Linked DNA regions of Homo sapiens: region 1 is linked to region 2. Evidence: chromatin loops called from intact Hi-C (ENCODE). Cell type or tissue: PC-9. All regions are shown on one strand. Each heading gives the region's core, and the rest is flanking DNA. Links, peaks and the distances in the headings are about the cores only. Region 1 overlaps RGMA (repulsive guidance molecule BMP co-receptor a). Region 2 overlaps FAM174B (family with sequence similarity 174 member B).

Evidence for each region. Peaks named below come from ENCODE experiments on the same cell type or tissue, not always from the same donor. Only the 100,000 strongest peaks of a DNase experiment are listed, where the experiment ranks them.
Region 1: it touches region 2 in a loop (8-fold over the local background); 1 of 110 quality-filtered maps calls a loop at or near these places.

Annotation. Positions count from the first base shown.
Region 1 is chr15:93,044,530-93,049,895 of GRCh38, reverse strand. RGMA (repulsive guidance molecule BMP co-receptor a) reads left to right here. Exons shown (of 4, transcript NM_020211.3): 4 at 4,191-5,366. The coding sequence ends at 4,898. Among named protein-coding and RNA genes, the nearest start is that of RGMA, 42 kb to the left of the region's middle. In PC-9, for the core only: no CTCF peak of the experiment used is centred there; no DNase peak of the experiment used is centred there.
Region 2 is chr15:92,642,877-92,648,242 of GRCh38, reverse strand. All of the region lies in intron 1 of FAM174B (family with sequence similarity 174 member B), which reads left to right. Among named protein-coding and RNA genes, the nearest start is that of FAM174B, 10 kb to the left of the region's middle. RefSeq lists enhancers at 1-718, 3,059-3,838, 4,100-4,219, 3,839-4,619. In PC-9, for the core only: no CTCF peak of the experiment used is centred there; DNase peaks (open chromatin) are centred at 2,692, 3,072, 3,562, 3,972 and 2 weaker places; H3K4me3 peaks cover 3,697 bases; H3K27ac peaks cover 5,000 bases.

The DNA of each region.
Region 1 (5,366 bases), core at 124-5,123, 400 kb before region 2:
CCACCAACAGAGCCCTCTGGGCCTGCCAGACTCTACCACCCACTGGAACCCACTCCCCTTTCCCCTCTCAGGCAGCCAGAGACTCCATCTGTCCCTGCACACCTGCCCTTGAGGGCCTCTCCTCAGGCTTCCCAGAGTGTGTCCAGCCCCTGCCTGGCCTGACCCTGACCTTGCAGCTATGAGATTTGCCTTCCTGTGCAGAAGCTCCGTGTGCAAGCTGTGTGTGCATGAAGCTGCCCCCAAACACCCGGGCATCACTAGGGGCCTTTATTTGTTTCTCATGATACTGGCAGTATCAGCCAATCAGCCAATCCCTCTGTTCTTGTGGACGATCAAGATCTAGTGTTTTCTACGTGGACATTTTAGCCAGTGTCTTACCCCCGTGGGACAGCCTTCTGTGCCCAGCCTCCTGCTCCATCACCCTCTTCCCATCTGTGCTGCTGATACCCATTTTACAGACAAAGAAACTGAGACTCAGGAGAGGACAGGAACTCAAGTCCTGCGCCTTCCCCTTCCTTTCCCCGCTGGTTAGTTTTCCCCATAGCACTTGCCAGCCTGTCCCTCTGCATGATTCATTTGCTTAGTCTGCGACCCCCTGAAGCATAGGGATCTTCTCCCTCGTGTACCCCGAGCCCCCAGCACCAGGCCTGGCATGGAGGTGGTGCTCCGTAGATAGTAGCTGATGCAGCCTGGGCTCTGCCTCGTGCCCGGTGCAGTGGAAAGGGCCAGGACCCCTTCAGAAGGGGGAGCAGCAGAGACAGGAGCGGCAGCCCGCCCGTGGCTGTGTTGGCAGCGAGCCGCCAGCTTTCGACAGGCCCCCTTCATGCTGTTACTTGCGGTTGAGTCCCTGGCACCGGTGCCAAGAAGAGTCAAGCAGCCTGTCAGCCTTCCAGGAGGCTGTCTCTGCGAGAGATGGTGGTTAGAGCGAAACCAGCCTTTCCTGTTCCAGGGAGACTGATGGCACTTGGAAAGCAGGACGCCGCCCCCCCCCACCCCCAGTGTCTGTGTGGCCCTGCACACCAGGCAGGGACACCAGAGTCCCCCATCCTCCCCCCATGGCAGGACCACCCACGGCCCAGACCACCCTGGCTGGCCCACCTCCGGCACCCCCAGGCGGCCTCCCCACCGAGGTGGGCTGGCCAGTGGGTGGAAAGAAGGAAGAAGTAGGAGGCTGAACCGTATGAAGTTGCCGTTTCCATAGGTCAGGAATGGTAGAGTAGCAGCAATCTCATCAGGTTCGAGGCTTAGGGCTCCATGCTGGATGGAGAGGCTGCAGCCGCAGCCACCTTTGACATCCCACGGCAAATGGGAAGTGTGCCGTGTCCTGCGGCCAGGCTGGGACCCCTGTAGGAAGGGATGCGAGGAAATCGAGTCCGGTCCTCAAGGAACTGTGCGCTTGGGGTCCTCCTGGTGCTGCTGCATGGACTCCCGCAGAGCCCCGACCCTCCGCAGCCTCCATCAGGCACAGAAAGCACAGCGCCGGGTGCCCAAGATGAACGGGCTCATGAGAAGACCGCCATTTCTTGTAAAGTCCTCCAGCAGCCTGCCCCTCGTTCAGCTCCTCCCAGCCTTGCCTGACTAACACATTTTCCTTCTTCAGAAGCCTTGGCCTAGGGTCTCCCTCTGTTCTTCCGGGGGTTCCACACCCCTCAGGCTACCAGTTCTCCCCACCTCATCATCCCGAAATCTTATGCCAATATGGGGAACCCACAAAGCCACAGCAACACGGCCAGGGGCACCTCTAGTGGCTCTGAATACCCCACTGGCTTGTATTACCTAGAAGGTTCTGGAACCCCTTTCCAGGCCTCAGGCCTCTTAGCACCTGGTCCTGAGGCCATGACCCTGGGCCAGCCCGCCCCAAACAGGCCACTCTGCTGCACCCCTGGCCTCCGGGCCCCAGAGAACAGGATGGCCTCATGCTGCATTCCTGGCCAGACCCCACCTTCCACCTTCCTGCGACTCTCCTGCCTGAGCTGAGGTCCTTCTGTGGTTTCCCTGCCTGCCCTTCCCCATCAGAGCAGCTTGTTATTTCCTGTTGCTTTCTAGCACCTCGCACTGTGCCCTCGCCACACATCTGCTGTTAGGCCAGAAACTCCCTTGGCACGCGGCGGCATTGCCCTCTACCCAGAGAGCCGGCAGGCAGTCCTCATGCCTCCCCCAAGTGCCCAGGCAGAGAACGGCTGTGCATGTCATCAGCAGCTCCCCCTTGCTCAGACCCCTTCAGCCTGCAGACCCTCTGAGGCCAGGTTGGGGTGGGATCCCCTGGGAGCTCTGTCAGCCAGCCAGCTAGCTGGCCACACCCTCTCCTGGGTGGGGAGGGATGAGCCCTGACCTACAGAGGGGTGAGGGGTTGGGGCTTAGTGGTGGGGGTAGTTGCCGGGCCTGGGAGAGGGTAGTGCAGCAGATAAAGGTGGGATTTTAGCAGGAGGTCCCAAAAGGCCTGGGTGCCACCTTGTCCCCTTTGCCCCACCTCCCTTCGTGGCTTCAGGCTGGGAGTCCAGGTTCCAGCTGCCCTTGGTCCAGGGGGACCAAGGCACCCAGAGCTCCCATGGCAAAACAGCTGACACCTGGGAAAGGAGTGGAAGAAGGGGTGGTTTTTTCTCTCCCAGTTTCTCTGTTTCCAACCCAGAAACCTGCTTAGGGTTAGGGAGGAAAGAACAGCCAGACGCCACCCAGGACGCGGACGGCAGAGGAAACTCACCTGCTCCCCTGGCCACCGGCCCTCCTCCTCTCAGGCCTCCCACCCTATGGGCTTGTGGCCAAGAGAGCCCAGAGTCTGGAAACGCAGAGTCTAATCCCAGCTCTGCCTCTTGCTGGCTGTGTGACCTTAGGCAAGTTACTGCCTCTCTCTGAGCCTACATTTTCTCATCCGGAAAATTGAGAGTAATGTCACCGACCCTTGCAGTGTCACACGAGACTGGAAGTAATACATGCAGTGCTTAGCATGCTGTATGCAGCCAATGCCTCTGTGTCTGGCTCTCAGGAGAACAGTGCCACCCAGCCAGCTGCTGCTCCAGCAGCTCAGTCCAGCCCCTCACCCCTGGCCACAGGCTCCAGCAGAAAGGAGCCTCCCTGCTCCAGCCCCGGCCAAGGCTGCCCGTTCAGCCTGGAACCTCCATCTCCCTTTTACCGACCAGCACCTTGCTCCTTTCCTGTTCCCCTCCTCCATGACCCAGCTTGGGGACCCCTTTCAGCAGCCTTGGGACAGTGGCTTCTGCTTGCCTCTGCCTGCTTGCATGGATTTTGCCCTATTCATTCTTTCTTTGAGCATCATTTCCCTCCATTCCACCTGCTGTAATGTTCAGACATTTGCTTGGGTCCTTTGTCAGGAATTGTGCTCCAGTACCACTGTCATTATGCAAGATGATGTTTGCAAACCATATTCATTTCCTATCGCCACTGTAGCAAATTAGCATAAACTGAGTGGTTCAAACCAACAGAAATGTTTTATAATTGTGGAGGCCGGAAGTTGGGAATATGTCTCGTGGGGATAAAATCAAGGTATCAGCAGGGCTGGTCCTGGAGACTCCAGGGGAGAATCCATTCATTGCCATTTCCAGCTTTTGGTGGTTGCCAGCATCCCTTGGTTTGTGGCCACATCATTCGAATCTCTGCCTTGTTGAGCACATCACCTTCTCCTCTGTCCTAGTTAGTCAAATCTCCCTCTGCCTCCTTCTTATAAAGATACTTGTGATTCCATCTAGGGCCCACCCAGGTAATCCAGAATAATCTCTTCATCTCAGTGTTCTTAACCTAATCATATCTGCAGGGTCCCTTTTGCCATCTAAGGGAACATTCCCAAGTTACAGGGATTAGGGCATGTTCTTCTTGGGAGCCATTATTCAGCCTACCACACTGGGCTTTTGACCTTTTATTTTTAATTATCTATGCTTTTATTTTTCTGGTTCACTTCCCTATATAGTAAAAGAGCTAGTTTTCTACTTAGGGTAGTGGTCTAACATTTTTCTAAGTCACTTTTTAAAGTAAAAAGGGCAAGTTGTTTTCATTGAAAGAATGTGAAGTGCACAGCTGCGCAGGTGGAACTGATCTGTCCAACCTGGAGAAGGGAGTGTCTGGGGCATCCCTGGGGATCCTTCCTGCCCTCCTCTCAGTCTAGAGCATCTTAAGTGTGGGGCTGTGCCTCCTCCCACTGTGCCTCACCCACTCTCCTCTGCCCCTTTCCCCGGCAGCTCACCATCATCTTCAAGAACTTCCAGGAGTGTGTGGACCAGAAGGTGTACCAGGCTGAGATGGACGAGCTCCCGGCCGCCTTCGTGGATGGCTCTAAGAACGGTGGGGACAAGCACGGGGCCAACAGCCTGAAGATCACTGAGAAGGTGTCAGGCCAGCACGTGGAGATCCAGGCCAAGTACATCGGCACCACCATCGTGGTGCGCCAGGTGGGCCGCTACCTGACCTTTGCCGTCCGCATGCCAGAGGAAGTGGTCAATGCTGTGGAGGACTGGGACAGCCAGGGTCTCTACCTCTGCCTGCGGGGCTGCCCCCTCAACCAGCAGATCGACTTCCAGGCCTTCCACACCAATGCTGAGGGCACCGGTGCCCGCAGGCTGGCAGCCGCCAGCCCTGCACCCACAGCCCCCGAGACCTTCCCATACGAGACAGCCGTGGCCAAGTGCAAGGAGAAGCTGCCGGTGGAGGACCTGTACTACCAGGCCTGCGTCTTCGACCTCCTCACCACGGGCGACGTGAACTTCACACTGGCCGCCTACTACGCGTTGGAGGATGTCAAGATGCTCCACTCCAACAAAGACAAACTGCACCTGTATGAGAGGACTCGGGACCTGCCAGGCAGGGCGGCTGCGGGGCTGCCCCTGGCCCCCCGGCCCCTCCTGGGCGCCCTCGTCCCGCTCCTGGCCCTGCTCCCTGTGTTCTGCTAGACGCGTAGATGTGGAGGGAGGCGCGGGCTCCGTCCTCTCGGCTTCCCCATGTGTGGGCTGGGACCGCCCACGGGGTGCAGATCTCCTGGCGTGTCCACCATGGCCCCGCAGAACGCCAGGGACCGCCTGCTGCCAAGGGCTCAGGCACGGACCCCTCCCCTTCTAGTGCACGTGACAAGGTTGTGGTGACTGGTGCCATGATGTTTGACAGTAGAGCTGTGTGAGAGGGAGAGCAGCTCCCCTCGCCCCGCCCCTGCAGTGTGAATGTGTGAAACATCCCCTCAGGCTGAAGCCCCCCACCCCCACCAGAGACACACTGGGAACCGTCAGAGTCAGCTCCTTCCCCCTCGCAATGCACTGAAAGGCCCGGCCGACTGCTGCTCGCCGATCCGTGGGGCCCCCTGTGCCCGCCACACGCACGCACACACTCTTACACGAGAGCACACTCGATCCCCCTAGGCCAGCGGG
Region 2 (5,366 bases), core at 205-5,204:
GACCTGGGGAACAATATCAAGAGGTCCTGAGAACGTGGGCCCGAGGTGGTCAGGTTTCAGCCTGGTTTTATACATTTTAGGGAGATAGAAGTTACAGGCAAAGACATGAATCAATATATGGATGGTTTACTTTGGTTCAGCCCAGAAAGGCAGGGCTTCTTGAAGTGGGGCTTATAGACCATAGGCAGATTCAAAGAGGTTTTGATTGGCAGTTGCTTGAAAGAGTTAAGCTTTGTCTGAAGACTTGAAGTCAATAGAAAGGAATGCTTGAGTTAAGATAAGGGGGGTTGTGGAGACCAAGGTTCTTGTTATGTAGATGAAGCCTCCAGGTAGCAGGCTTCAGAGAGAATAGATGGTAAATGCCTCTTTTCAGATCTTAAAAGGTGCCAGACTTTTAGTTAATCTCTCCTAGATCCACCAAAGGCCTAGCTGCATTAATGAAGATTCTCTATAGATGCAAAAATTTTCCCACAAAAGATGGCTTTGCAGGGCCATTTCAAACCATGTCACAGACATTTTTGGGTAAAATTTCATTTCCTTCAGGGCCTGCTGTCTGTCATGTGATGCTACACAGAATCAGGTTGGAATTTGGTATCTTATTGCCACAAAGAGCCTTGTTTTGCCAGTCTTATGATCTCTATTTCATTATTAATGCTGGTCATTTGTGCCTAAACTCCAAAAGGGAGGGGTATAATGTGGCGTGTCTGACCTCCTTTCTTGTCTAGGCCTGGAATTTAGTTTTTCAGGTTTCTCTGGGGTCCTCTTGGCCAGGTCTCTTCAACTGGCTGGGGGGCTTAGAATTTTATTTTTGGCTTATGGCTTGAATGATTCTACTTGGCAGATAAGGAGCCGTCCAATCCCACAGGGGAGCCATGTATTAAAAGCAATGCTAGGTAAACTGAGAAAGGATGGGTCAGGGACCAGAATGGTCTGGGAAGGCATGGTGGAGGAGGAGGACGATTAGGACTTGGCAGGATGGGAGGAAGAAGAGGTTCTTCCAGGACCAGATGGGTGAAGCAAGCTTTGCTGAGGGTAGGGTTTGTGAAATCACTTGGAAATTGTGATGTTGATGACAATAATAGCAACTAGTATTTATTAAGCCCTTACTGTGTAACGGACTCTGTGATAAGCATTTTATATGTTTTCCTCACTCCTATGAGTGGTGCACTGTCAGTCCTGTCGACAAAAAGAGTCAAGCTCTGTAAAATATTTAAAGAGATTTATTCTGAGCCAAATATGAGTGGCCACTGGCCCATGACTCAGCCCTCAGGAGATCCTGAGAACATGTGCCCAAGGTGGTTGGGGTACAGCTTAGTTTTATACATATTAGGGAGACATGAGATATCAAATACATGTAAGATGTACATTGGTTTGGTCCAGAAAGGCAGGATAAGTGGAAGGGGGGATAACTTCCAGGCCATAGGTAGATTCACAGATTTTCTGATTGGCAGTTGGTTGAAAGAGTTAAGTTATTGTCTAAAACTTAGAAATGTCTGGGTTAAGATAAGTGGGTGTGGAGACCAAGGTTTTATTATGCAGGCGAAGCCTCCAGGTGGCAGGCTTTGGAGAGAATAGATTGTAAATGTTTCTTGTCAGACTTAGAGGGTCTATCAATAAATCCAAAAGGGAGGAGGGTAGAATCAGGTATGTCCAACCCCCCACCCTTCCCATCATGGCCTGAATTAGTTTTTCGGGTTAGCTTTGGCACTGCTGAGATTCCAAATTGCTGTCAATAGCCTTGCTGAGAGGAGGGGTTCATTCAGATGGTTGGGGGGCTTAGAATTTCAATTTTGGTTTATCATCCCCATTTCACAGATGAGAAAACCAAGGCTCAGTTGTTGAAGTGTCTTGCTCAAGGATGAGCAGCTGGGGAAGGGGAGGAGTCCGCCTCACCCTTCCCATTGCAGCTGGATTTTGGAAGCCAATTCCAGCTGGAGGACTAGGAGATTTGTAGTGGGTGAGAGGAGCAAATGGAGGATTTTAATACAAGAGTGAAGTAATCACAGGGCTTCTCTAGAAATGTTGGTCCAGATCAGGTTGTACCAAGGATTTACCAAGAATGCATGAATAGTGACGTGGCTGGTGTGGGGGGTGCAGGATGTCTGGGGAGACCCGTGGAAGGTGCTGGAAGGACCACTTGGGAGGACTGGAGGCCTGAATGGATGAAGAGGAGAAAGAGGAAAGTGTCAGGCTGTCCTGAAGGGCATAGAGAAGGGGGGCATTGTGAAGGGGGTGACCAGGCAGGGAAAGGGATAGGTTTGGTGAGGAAGAAGAGGACTCACAGGTGAAACTTGCTCATGAAAACTCCAGCCATGCAGCTGGGCCTTGGGGCTGGGTGGAGGGGCATTGGGAGCATCTGCCTAGAAGGAGTGGGTGGTGAGGACTGACATTCCCACCCTCCCCTACCTGGGTGGCAGGGATAAGTGGTACTGAAAGGGCCCCTTACGACATGTGCCCCAAAGCACTGTGACCTCAGAGTTTCCAGGTGGTGGTCAGGTCCCCTGGGTCCACCAAGGGCCCCTCTGGGTCATCTTGCCGCTGTCCTTGACCCCATGGGGCTGCCCCTAGGGGCTACCTTCTCTGCTTTAAACCTCACTTCCCTTCCCTGGCCCCTTATATAAAAACAAAGCAGAACCAACCCTTTGCAAACACACCCGAGAGCTGGAGGAACAGGTCTTGGGGCATTTGCTGTTGCCGGATTTACTGTGTGCTGCTTTTGTCTTGGAAGAGTAAGCATTGGATTTATCCCTCAGGGACTGAGAGAGGGAAAGAGAAACAGGATGGGGAGCAGATGGAGGCTAAACACTTTAGTGTAATGAAGAAAAACCTGAAGACTTGTCATTGAGCTCTTCAGGGTTGTCTGGCCCATGCTGGATGATCCTCTATGAAGCGTAAGCCCCCAGGGGCACGGTCTGTGCTGTGTGCTGCATGCCCATCCTGGGGTCAACCAACAGTGCTAACACTTGGTTAACCCCAATGGGATGGTGCCCAGGAGGTAGAGGAAGCAGCTAGATTATATAAATAATGGTCAATACTCCTTAGTCATGGTTGAACTGTTGGTGAACAGAGATAAGGAAGGATTTAGTGGAACGTGCATATCATTACATCTCTCTGGGCTCATGATTTTGAGCTGAGTTACTAAATATCACTCATGCTTGGCACGTAGGACCTAATGAACCATGGTCAGAGAACCAAGTCAGAGATGGTAAACTGATGGCCTGGGGCTGAAAAATGTGGCCCACAGACATTTGTTTTGTTTTTTGATCTGCACAGTGTTTTAAAAACTAAGATAGTTGAGAACACTTAAAAGTTAGGAGCCTTTATATAAAAATCTAGATTTCCTCCTTCTTTTGACAGGTGGGGATACATGGAAGTGCAAGACCTCTGTTCCGGGGCAGCCGGGCAGGAGCTTGGTGGCTGCCACTCCACCTAGGCTGGGCAGGGTGCCGCTATTTGTGCCTTTTTGACTTGAAGACAGAGTATTGTCCACCACTTGTCACTGTTGTTTGTTCCCTTGTTTAGGTCTCAGCAGTCCTGCTGCTCTGGTTTCTTTTGTCTACAAGGCCTTGGGGCATTTGAGTTATTGACCTGGTATGTTGAGCCATGGTGCTTGACTGGTGACTGGGTGCTGGGTGCTGGAACTGAGGGGCTGCAGCGTGGTGGGGAGGGGGTGCCCTAGGACAGGGGTGAGGCGAGGGTGCATCCAGGGTCTCCCCAGCCTCTGTGTTGGGGAGGGTTCTGCCGGAGCTGGATGGTGTTGGAGCTTGGCTGCTGGAGATCTGGAGGCTCTTGCTGCACTAGAGGAAAATGCTTTTGCCTCATGTGACTTATTTGTCTGAAGTGGCCCATCTGCAGTGGAGTAAGATGAGATTTCTATCACACCGGTGTTTGCCTCTCAGTGGCTTGTCGAAAATGCTCTAGGTGGAAGGTGTCGGGTGGAGCTCAGAGGGCTGTGCCCAGGGCAGAAAGGGAGGTAGGCTGGTTATTGGGAATGTGTCTTGGTGGCAGGCCATGGTGGTGAGACCCTGGCTAGCCTGTTGATTGTCCAGGGGCCTCCAACACCTGCTTCCTTACAGGGTGGGGCAGAGGCTAGGGCTGAAGAGTGGGTTCTGAGTCATGTTCTTCATTTCTTCAAGTGTAGCTGGTTTTCTGGGGGAAGCTCTGTTACTTCTTATGTCCTGAGGAGGAGGTGCAGCGTAGAGCTCAGAGGGTAAAAGCGAAACAGGTCTGTGTCCTCAGAGCATTGGAGGGACCGCTTGGCTCAGGGTCGCCTGCTAGTCCTCCTGTCTACACTGGCGGCACCTGTGTGCTTCAGTCTTCCTCTCCCATGATCCATTTTCATTTTCTTGATTACTTTTTCCAAATGTCAGAGTTCACGTGTGCTGTTCATTGACAAGTAATATGGTTTTGGCAGAACGCTGGTCCTTGGGCTACAGAACTACTTTAGTGGGCTTAAAAATGGAAACAGCCCACTATTTCCATTTCCTCCAGGTGGAGGAAAGGTTTGAGTCACTGAGTTTGGGTTCTGAAGTCACCAGGATAGCCGGGCAAAGCCACATGGAGTCAGCCATGGGTGGGCCCTGGGAGAAGGGTCTCCTGCCAGAGGGGCAGCCTGACACAGACTTACTCCATTTCAAAATTTATTTTAATGATTTACATTGAATTGTATTTATATACTTGGTTTTAAATTAGGTCATATATTCACATGGTTCAAAATTCACAAAGAACAAAAGAGCATATAGCAAAAAGTATTCTTACCTTTTAGCCACACAGTTTTCTTCACTTTGTGTTGTCAATTTCTTGTCAAATCTTTCCAGGGAGATTTTATAAATATAGAAGCAAGTGAGTGTAATATATACATGCATACACACACACACACACACACACACACACACACATTCCTTCCCTATTTCTTATAATGACTTTGGTGAGATATAACTTATATACTATATTCACTCATTTAAAGTGTCCAACCCAGCCAGGCATGGTGGCTCATGCCTGTAATCCTAGCACTTTGGGGGCCAAGATGGGAGGATTGCTTGATGCCAGGAGTTTGGACCAGCCTGGTCAACATAGCCAGACCCCACCTCTCTTAAAAAAAAAAAACAAATAAAGTGTCCAACTCAATGGTTTTTAGTATATTTACAGAGTTGTGCATCTATCACTGAAATCAATTTTAGAATACATTCATCACTCCAGACTGAAACCATGAATCCATAGTAGTTAATCTCTATGTGTCTCTGAATTTTCTTTCTGTGTATAGATTTCCCTTTTCTGGTCTTTCATATACATGGGACCATACAATGTGTGGTCTTTTGTGAATAGCTTATTTTATTTAGTACAGTGTTTTCAGGGTTCATCTATGT